Linked DNA regions of Homo sapiens: region 2 is linked to region 1. Evidence: read pairs that join two places in POLR2A ChIA-PET (ENCODE). Cell type or tissue: Panc1. All regions are shown on one strand. Each heading gives the region's core, and the rest is flanking DNA. Links, peaks and the distances in the headings are about the cores only. Region 1 overlaps SHCBP1L (SHC binding and spindle associated 1 like). Region 2 holds the start of LOC105371646 (a long non-coding RNA gene).

Region 1 (5,390 bases), core at 258-5,257:
AATAGAAATTATCCAGCCTGAGATCAGAAAGAAAAGAACTATAGAAAAAAATGAACAGCATCAAAGGGACCAGTGGGATATTATGAAGCATATAAATATACTTATTAGGAAGTGTCAGAAGAAGAGGAAAGAGAGAAAAGGGTGTGCTGTTACTTTGTATGTATATATGGGTTTTCATTCACACCTCCTGACTCATAACTTCCACAGTCCTTATTACAGCTTTTTGTTATAATGTTGGGTGCTTTAGGCCTCATGAAACAGAATCTCTCTAACCTTCTCTTGCTCTCCTTTCACCTGCCCCAGGGCAGGACTCTAATATTCCTGTGCTTTTCTGATTGTGGGTCATAAGACCCTCATTCCAAACCAGATTCCGCCAGGCACGGTGGCTCACGCCTGTACTCCCAGCTCTTAGGGAGGCAGAGGTGGGAGCATAGCTTGAGCCCAGGAGTTTGAGACCTGCCTGGGCAATATAGCAAGACCCTGTTATCCACAAAAAAGAAAAAAAGAGACAAAACATAAATAAATAAACTGGGTTCCACCCCATAATTTGAGGCCAATCATGTTTTAACACAGTTGTCCAAAGAAACCCAAGAGGACTAGGTTCAGAGAGCCTTCAGAAAGCTGACCTCATAACATTTCCTGGAGGATGATATACCTGGAGGAGGGCATGGGAGCTCTGTGTACTTTCCCTGATACCTTCCCCTACACACCTTTTCATCTGTATCCTTTGTAATATCAATTTTTTTTTTTTTGAGACACAGTCTCACTCTGTCACCCAGGCTGCAGTGCAGTGGCGCAATCTCGGTTCATTGCAACCTCTGCCTCCTGGGTTCAAGTGATTCTCCTGCCTCAGCCTCCCAAGTAGCTGAGATTACAGGTGTGCACCACCACACCCAGCAAATTTTTGTATTTTTAGTAGAGACGGGTTTTTGCCATGTTGGCCAGGCTGGTCTCAAACTCCTGACCTCAAGTGATCCACCTGCCTCGGCCTCCCAAAGTGCTGGGATTACAGGCATGAGCCACTGTGCTTGACTGTAATATCCTTTATAATAAACTGGTAAACATAGGCCAGGCACTGTGGCTCACGCCTGTAATCCTAGCACTTTGGGAGGCTGAGGTGGGTGGATCACAAGGTCAGGAGTTCAAGACCAGACTGACCAATATGGTGAAACCCCTTCTCTACTAAAAATACAAAAATTAGCTGGGTGTGGTGGTGTGCGCCTGTAATCCCAGCTACTCAGGAGGCTGAGGCAGGAGAATCGCTTGAACCCAGGAGGTGGAGGTTACAGTGAGCCGAGATCACACCACTGCACTCCAGCCTGGGTGACATAGCAAGACTCCATCTCAAAAAATTAATTAATTAATTAAATTAACTGGTAAACATAAATGTTTCTCTGAGTCCTGTGAGCTGCTCTAGTAAACTAATTAAACCCAAAAAAGGAGTTGTGAGAACCCCAACTTGAAGTCAGTCAGTCAGAAGTTCTGGAGGCCTAGACTTGTGACTGGTGTCTGAGGGAGAGGAGCAGTTTTGGAGGCTGAGTCTCCAACCTGTAGAATGTGACACTATCTACTGTATGCTGAAATAGAATTGTAGGACACCCAGTTGGGGTCTGCTGGAGAACTGATTGATTACTTGCTGGCAGGGAGAAAGCCCCACATATTTTGGGGTCACAGAAGTTTTCTGTATTGATAATTCTTGTTTTGTTGTGAAAACAGAGGGAAAATATGGTTTGAGTGTTTTCCTAACAAAGGCAGAAAAAATACTTGAAAACGTAATGGCCGAAAACATCCCAAATTTCATTAAAGACATGAATCTACATATCCAAGAAGTGTAATGGACTTTAAGTAAGATAAACACAAAGAAACACACATTAACAAATATTATAATCAAACAATTAAAATCCAAAGATAGGCGGGGCACAGTGGCTCACACCTGTAATACCAGCACTTTGTGAGGCCAAGGCAGCTGATCACCTGAGGTCAGGAGTTCCAGACCAGCTTGGCCAACATGGCGAAACCCCATCTCTACTAAAAATACAAAAATTAACCAGATGTGGTGCCACATGCCTGTGATACCAGCTACTGGGGAGGCTGAGGTAGGAGAATTGCTTGAACCTGGGAGGCAGAGGTTGCAGTGAGCCAAGATCATGCCATTGCACTCCAGCCTGGGCAACAAGAGCAAAACTCCATCTCAAAAAATAATAATGATAAAAAACAATCCAAAGATAAATAGAGAATCTTACAAGCAGCATGAGAGAAGCAATGCATTAAGTATAAGAGATCTTTAATAAGATTAAGGCTGCTTTCTCATCAGAAACCATGGAAGCCAGAAAGCAGTGGGATTTAAAAGTGCTGAAAGATAAACAACCAAAAATTCTATATCTAGAAAAAATACCTTTTCAAAATGAAGAAGAAATTGACATTTCTAGATAAAAAAAGTTAGGCCTATCCTAAAAGAAATGCTAAAGGAGTCCTTCAGACTGAAATGAAATAGACAACAGAAGTAACTCAAAGCCATATAAAGAAATAAAAAAATTCCAGTAAAGGTAAAATCAAGGGTAAATATAAAGGCAGTATTACTGTATTTTTGGTTTGTGACTCCTTTTTTTGTTTCCTATATAATTTAAGATACCGATGCCTAAAACAATCCTTGTAAATCCATGCTAATGGGGAAACAATGTATAAAGATGTAATTTGTAACAATAACAACATAAAGGGACGATGGAGCTGTATGCTATTAAAGCAAAGTTGGTATCAATTCAAACTCAATCGTTATAAATGTAGGATGTGAATTACAATTCCCTTGATAATCACCAAGAATATAACTAAAAAATACATACAAAAGGAAATGTGGAGTAAATCAAAATGGTACACTAAAAAAAAAATCATAAAACACAAAAGAAGATGGTACTGAAAGCACTGCGTAACAAAAAAAAGATATTACTTGTAGGAAAAACAGTAGCCAATGACAGAAGTAAGTCCTTCCTTATCAGTAAACATTTTAAATGTAAATGGATTAAGATCACCAATTAAAAAAGACAGGTAGAAAGGATAAAGAAAAATAATCCAACTATATGATGTTACAAGAATCTCATTTCAGGCCGGGTGTGGTGGCTCATGCCTGTAATCCCAACCCTTTGGGAGGGCGAGGTGGGCGGATCATGAGGTCAGGAATTTGAGACCAGCCTGGCCAACATGGTGAAACCCCATCTTTACTAAAAATACAAAAATTAGCCAGGCATGGTGGTGCATAATCCCAGCTACTCAGGAGGCTGAGGCAGGAGAATCACTTGAACCTGGGAGGCGGAAGTTGCAGTGAGCTGAGATCGCACCATTGCACTCCATTCTGGGCAACAGAGGCAGACTCTGTCTCAAAAAAAAAAAAAAAAAAAAAAAAAAAAAAAAAAGAATCTCACTTTAGATTCAAAGACACAAGTAGGTTAACAGTGAAAGAATAAAAAGATATTCTGTACAAACAGTAATTGAAAAAGAGCTGGGGTGGCTACACTAACATTAGATAAAATAGACTTTAATAACACAATTGTTGCTAGAGACAAAGAAAGGTATTATATATTAACAAAAGAGTTAATTCATCAAGAAGATGTACCAATAAGCATATGCAAACCAAACAACAAGGTCTCAAAATGTATGAAGTAAAACATTCACAGAATTGAAGTAAGAAATAGTTTTATAATAATAGTTGAAGATTTCTATACCACTTTCAAAAATAACTAGAACATCTAGACAGAAGAACAATAAGGAAATAGAGGACTTGAACAACAGTATAATCTAACTAGACCTAACATACATATATACACTGCCCCCCAAGTCCAACACAAAAGGATATGCATTCTTCTGGAATGCATATGGAACATTCTCCAAGATATACCATCTATTAGGCCACAAAACAAGTCTCAATAAATACATCTTCTCTGACTACAATGGAATTAAAGTAGAAGTCAATTATGGAAAGAAAACTGAAAAATTTAGACATATGTGAAAATTAAACAACGTATTCTTTTTTTTTTTTTTTTTTGAGACGGAGTCTCACTCTGTCGCCCAGGCTGGAGTGCAGTGGCGCGATCTCGGCTCACTGCAAGCTCCACCTCCCGGGTTCACGCCATTCTCCTGCCTCAGCCTCTCGAGTAGCTGGGACCACAGGCGCCCGCCATCACGCCCGGCTAATTTTTTGTATTTTTAGTGGAGACGGGGTTTCACCGTGTTAGCCAGGATGGTCTCTATCTCCTGACCTTGTGATCCGCCCCTCTCGGCCTCCCAAAGTGCTGGGATTACAGGCGTGAGCCACTGCGCCCGGCCTGACAACATATTCTTAAATAACAAATGGCTCAAAGATGAAACAAAAGGAAAATCTGAAGATACTTTGAGATAAATGAAAATGAAAACACAACATACCAAAATTTATAGGATGCAGGAAAAACAGAGCTCAGAGAGAAATTTATAGCAGTAAATGCCTACATTAAAAAAGAAAGATCTCAAATCAGCAATCTAATTTTACAACTTAAGAAACTAGAAAAAGCAAATTAAACCCAAAGCCAACAGTAAAAGGAAACGATACAGATTAGAGTTCAATGAAATAGAGAATAGGAAAAATAAAAACAAAATCAAAAATTAATTTTTTGAAAAGATCAACAAAATTGACAAAAGTTTAGCTAGACTAAGAGAAAGAGGAGGCACAAACAACTAAAATCAGATATGAAGGTAGATACATTACTACTGACCTTAAAGAAATAAAAATTATTTATAATGATATTCTATGATTATACTATCATTATATGTACACCTATGAACAATTGTACACCAACAAATGCACTGATTTCATACCAACAAAAATTAAGTATACAAATTCCTAGAAACACACAGTTTACCAAAACTGGCTCTAGAAGAAATATAAAATCTGAACAGACCTGTAACAGTAAAGAGATTAAAAAATCAGTAAGCAAAAATCTCCCAACAAAGAAAAGTCCAAGATCAGATAGCTTCATTGATAAATCTACCAAACATTTCAAAAATTAACACCATGAACACTAAATAATAACTTATGAATGCAAAGAGGAAAACAACAGACACTGGTGTCTACTTGAAGGTAGAGGGTGGGAGGAAAGACAGGAGCAGAAAAGATAACTATTGGGTACTGGTCTTAATACCTGGGTGATGAAATAATATGTATAACAAACCCCCATGACACGAGTTTACCTATGTAACAAATCTTCACGTGTACCCCCAAACCTAAAATAAAAGTTAAAAAAAAAGAATTAACACCAATCTTTCCCAAATTCCTCCAAAATCTGTGAGAACACTTCCTAATTCTCAGGCAAGCATTATCTGATAACAAAGCTAGACAAAAATACCAGAAGAAAAGAAAACTATAC
Region 2 (5,390 bases), core at 64-5,063, 520 kb after region 1:
GTATTTGCAAGAGCAGGAAGTAAAGGAAACTGGCAGGAGACTATTAAAAGTCTTTCTGACTTTAGGCCGGGTGCAGTGGCTCACACCTGTAATCCCAGGACTTTGGGAGGCCAAGGCAGGTGAATCACTTAAGGTCAGGAGTTCGAGACTAGCCTGCCCAACATAGTGAAACCTTGTCTCACTAAAAATACAAAAATGAGCCAGGTATGGTGGCACATGCCTGTAATCCCAGCTACTCCAGAGGCTGAGGCACAAGAATCATTTGAACTCGGGAGGCAGAGGTTTCAGTGAGCCAAGATCACGTCACTGAACTCCAGCCTGGGTGATAGAGTAAAACTCTGTCTCAAAAAAAAAAGTCCTTGTGACTTTTGTTTTTTGAGATGGAGTTTTGCTCTTGTTGCCCAGGTTGAGGTGCAATGGCATGACCTCAGCTCACTTCAACTTCCACCTCCTGACAATTCTCCTGCCTCAGCCTCCCAAGTACCTGGGATTACAGGCGCCCACCACCATGCCAGCTAATTTTTTGTATTTTTAGTAGAGATGGGGTTTCACCATGTTGGCCAGGCTGGTCTCAAACTCCTGACCTCAGGTGATCCACCCACCTTGGCCTCCCAAAGTGCTGGGGTTACAGATGTGAACCACTTTGCTCAGCCTTGGCTTTTTACTCTAAACCTGGATTTGTCTTGTAGGGGCTTAGAAGCTAGCAGGGATTATTATCATCATTTTCCCATTGAGAAAATAGGCAGTGGAGTCAAATAATTTGCCTATAATCAGTCAGCTATTACACCTGGCAGAGCCAGGATTTGAACCAGGTCTGCCTGAGTCCCTGCTGCCTTTTTGAAAGAAGACTTATGGATCGGGGTACACAACTGCCTCTCCACTGCAGCACTGTAATGTAAGTGAGAGTATCCAGCTGCTATCTTTGATCTCTCTTGACCCTCACTCATGATAACAAGCCTGGATGAGGACAGAAAGAGCTGCTGCACTACCCCACTTTGCAGCCTAGTGACATGTCCAGCAGGCTAAGGACACCAGCTTATCTGAAAGTGACTGCCAGCCAGAGTCCCACCAGTTGGAATTCCAGTCGTGTGTGGGGTGGGTAGGGCAGCACTCACTGCCTGTGATCATCAGTGTCCTTGTTCTGCTCCCTCCTCTCACCCACCCCACCCCTGCCAAGGCCTCCCTAGCCCTTCAACTGTGAGGCTTTGGGAGGTCTCAGGCTCAGCATATCTCTTTCAAAGAAGACTTCCTGACAGAAGGTAAGTGCAGGCCAGTTGCAATGAAAATGCTTTAAAATCTTCCTTTAGGCCCTAAAGAGTATAAGCTGAAGTGGTTTCCAAGATGATTTGAGCAAATTCATCACCTACAGAAGGTGTCATTAATACATAGTAGAGAGTTTATTTCTTCATATCAATGGCACTGAAAGGGTATTCGGAAGTAATCAAACTTTGAATAATCAGGAATGATGAGTCTTTTGCTTTCTTAGCCTCTCTGCAAAAAGTGCAGAAGCCATATGTGGATTAAAATTAAATATGCTACCAAAAAGGAGGCAATTTCACAATGCAATGTGTAAGTAACTCCCTTAGTGGTTAACTTGGACACACTGTTCTCTCTATTCTCTTGCCATTCTGCTATTTAGCAAACGCAGGACACTGAAAGAAAAGAAAGTATTTTTCATATGAAAATGACCCATATCAGATTTAATTTATCAATCTTGGAAATGGGGTTCAGAGTGGGAAGAATGAAGCTCACTCATACCTTTTCCTAAAAGCTCCATTAACAAAAAAGGCAAGTTTGAGCAAGATAGGGTTTTTCTGAACATAAAGCGGGATTTAGAGTGTTTGTTTCTTTGGTGTGTGTGTGTGATGTGTGTGTGTATGTGTGTGTGACGAGGGAGTTGTCTTAACAGGAACTTTTGTTATGAGAAATGTGCATATTATTGAAAATAATACAAGTAAGAAAAACTAAAGTAGAGAAGTATATCATATATTAGTCAAACTTCATATATGTAAATCTATATTTAGGGAGTGATTATTTAATTTTTTGTTTGAGAGAAAGATTCACATATAGAATTTCTCTACATACCAAGATCCTGATTGGACATCCATGCTTCAAGATTTAGGAAAATTTAATTTACACTCGCATTTTTAGGCTCGCAAAGCTTTTGAGTAAAAAAAAAAATGTACCAGAAATAAGATGGAGTGAATAAAAATACATTTTTAACAGAAAGAGTCTTTCTGTATAAACAAAGAAAAGCCAAGTTATGGATACAGTAAGAAGCCAATGTTGGGTTAATTTATCTAGGTTACCTTTAGTTGCTGCCTTGATTAACTTTTTGCCACCCCCGTCCCCCCTCCCTCCCCGCCACACAAATGACACATATCTTAAACAGGGTTGCAGAGGGGGAGTTCAGAAAAAAAAAATGCTTAAGAAGATTGATAGATACTTTTGTATACAAATAATGAAATTATCCCAGGTGATTAGTGTTTATTCATTAAAGCGTCCATCATTAAAGATTAGTTCTTGGCCTTCCCTATTTAGCCCAGTCCTTACCAATAAGCTGCAGTTTAAAGTGGTAAATATGCATGTTGCTAAAATTATTCCATAATTTAAAAAATCTCAAATGAACAAATTTATCTTGTTTCCAATTAGTCTAAATAAATTAGATATTAGTATAGAGATTACAAAGTTATTTAAGAAAGAAATTCCAGAATCAAAAAGAAGAGCGGTTGAGGTGCTTTTTTTCTAACTAAACTTGAGGGTTGCGTTTGAGACAGAAAGTGGAAAAGAGACTTTTTTTTTCTGAGTATTGTGGACACTGTTGGTTGCCAACTCTTCTTCCTTTTTAGGCTATCATTCCCAGCTCTCTTTAAAGCCAGTGTAACTATGTGACCCAGTTCTGGCCAATGATATATGAGGGGAAGTCTGCTGGGGTGGGAGGAGGAGTTTACTTCTGGGAATGACTTTTATTCCTGATCAAAACAGATGAGGGTTCAATGCAACTGTATGAAGATGTAATCTTGGAGCTGCAGCAGCAATTTTATTACCATGAGATAAACTTTGAAGACTCTGAGGGTGTCAGCATGGAGAAAATAATTGATCTTTAATGGCATTGTGGAGCCACTTCCCAACCCCAGAACCATCTATCGCCAGATATAGTGTTAATTGCTTAAGCCACTATTTGTCATGTGTTCTGTGACTTGCAGCTATATGTATCCTGGTGGATACAACAGACCTAGCAAAGGAAAGGATATATATATATTTTTTGGTCAACATCTCACTCTGTTTCCCAGGCTGGAGTACAGTGGTACAATCACAGATCACTACAGCCTTGAACTACTGGGCCCAGGTGATCATCCTGCATCAGCCTCTGGAGTAGCTGGGACTACAGGCACATGCCTCCACACCCAGCTACTTAAAAAAAAATTTTTTTTTGTGGGAGCTAAATGATGAGATCTTATGAACACAAAGAAGGAAACAACGGACACTGGGGTTTACTTGAGGGAGAGAGTGGGAGGAGGAAGAGAAGCAGAAAAGATAACTATTGGATACTGAGCTTAATACCTGGGTGATGTACCTATAAAAATATGTACAACAAACCTCTGTGACACCTGTTTATCTATGTTACAAACCTTCACATGTACCTCCAAACCTAAAATAAAAATTAAATTATTATTATTATTTTTTTTTAAGAGACAGGGGTCTCACTATGTTGTCTGGGCTGGTCGGTAACTCCTGGCCTTAAGTAATCCTCCCACCTTGGCCTCCCAAATCCCTGAGGTTGCATGAGCCACCACACCTGACCCAGAAAGCATTATTCAACCAGAGCCACCATTAGTCCATTTGGTGCTTCTATGTAACTTGGAAACTAGGTGCTTCGACACCTCCAGGTGTCGAGTCCCACCTACCCACTTTGCCAAGCACCCTTGTGCCATCACAGGTAACTGCATTGCTTCCTTACAAGTTTATGGAAGGTCTGCCTCTGCTCAAAGGACTCAGGTTGAGGCTGCCAATTCCAAAAGAGGAGGAGAGGGCAATGTGAGTTTCTTTTGCTTTCTGTCACATTGCAAGTGCATATATTGCATTGCTTATATATACTCTTGCAAAGTGAAAATATGCACTTGTAATGTGAAATGGACGTTATAGTGCAGATTATTTAATTATCTCATTCTTCTTCTCTGTTTGATCTACCAGCAGCACTTCATTTGTACACCTAGCATGACATCATTTAGCCTTCACTTGATGCATATAAGAAATTTACATATTAGGTTGGCCACAATGCATTAGCTGGTACTATGTCATTTTCATCATGTTTAACCAAAATTTCACGTTATTAAATAAAGTATTTTTATAAAAAAGTCTAATTAACATAAACACTATAAAAAACTAGTTTTGTCTGTGAAACTGGTAAAATTAATCCACAGGAGCACAGCGATACATGTAGGATAATAATGACTTTAAATTTAAGACATGCAAAGTTAACAGAAGTCTGACATAACATGCTTTCCCACTCATTAAATATTATATGCTGTTACTATGGGTATTCACTGATATACACTAAACTGGAAACAAACATGGTGACTAACACTGCATGACAAGATCCAGAATAATCTTATATTAGATGATCATAAAATATAAACATATACTTTAAAATTCTCCTTGAACTTTTAGATCCATTTGAAAACTTTAACATAATGTATTTAAAACATCTCAGCTAATACTATACTTTCAAGGATCATTTCTATAATTAATTGAAACATCTAGGTTGACAGCCTGAATAGACAAAGTAATAATCATAACTAGACCAGATATGACATAGATGTTAGAACTAGACAGGGAATATTATAATTATGATATTAATACTACTATATTAATATAATATATAAAGATCAAAGGAATAGAATACATAGCCCATAAATAAATGCACTCATATACAGTCAATTGATTTTTTTTGGTTGTTGAGACGGAGTCTGGCTCTGTCACCCAGGCTGGAGTGCAGTGGCGCAATCTCTGCTCACTGCAAGCTCTGCCTCCCAGGTTCACGCCATTCTCCTGCCTCAGCCTCCCGATTAGCTGGGAATACAGGCACCCGCCACCACACCTGGCTAATTTTTTTTTATTGTTTTATTTTTAGTAGAGATGGGGTTTCACCATGTTAGCCAGGATGGTCTTGATCTCCTGACCTCGTGATCCACCCACCTCGGCCTTCCAAAGTGCTGGGATTACAGGAGTGAGCCACCGCGCCCAGCCATCAGTTGATTTTTGACAAGATTCAAATTCAATTCAACAGAGAAAATACAGTGTTTTCAACAAATGGTACTGGAATAATTTGACATTGAAAGGAAGAGAAAGAAAAGAAAGGAAGGAAGGAAGGAAGGAAGGAAGGAAGG

The links. ChIA-PET counts read pairs that join two places held together with the same protein. Peaks named below come from ENCODE experiments on the same cell type or tissue, not always from the same donor. Only the 100,000 strongest peaks of a DNase experiment are listed, where the experiment ranks them.
Region 2: POLR2A ChIA-PET joins it to region 1 with 14 read pairs; 2 of 35 experiments call an interaction of 5 or more read pairs at or near these places.

The regions. Positions count from the first base shown.
Region 1 is chr1:182,911,789-182,917,178 of GRCh38, forward strand. The region is part of intron 6 of SHCBP1L (SHC binding and spindle associated 1 like); the gene reads right to left. Among named protein-coding and RNA genes, the nearest start is that of SHCBP1L, 39 kb to the right of the region's middle. In Panc1, for the core only: no CTCF peak of the experiment used is centred there; no DNase peak of the experiment used is centred there.
Region 2 is chr1:183,432,796-183,438,185 of GRCh38, forward strand. LOC105371646 (a long non-coding RNA gene) reads left to right here and starts at 1,095. Exons shown (of 4, transcript XR_922351.2): 1 at 1,095-1,259. In Panc1, for the core only: no CTCF peak of the experiment used is centred there; no DNase peak of the experiment used is centred there; H3K27me3 peaks cover 226 bases.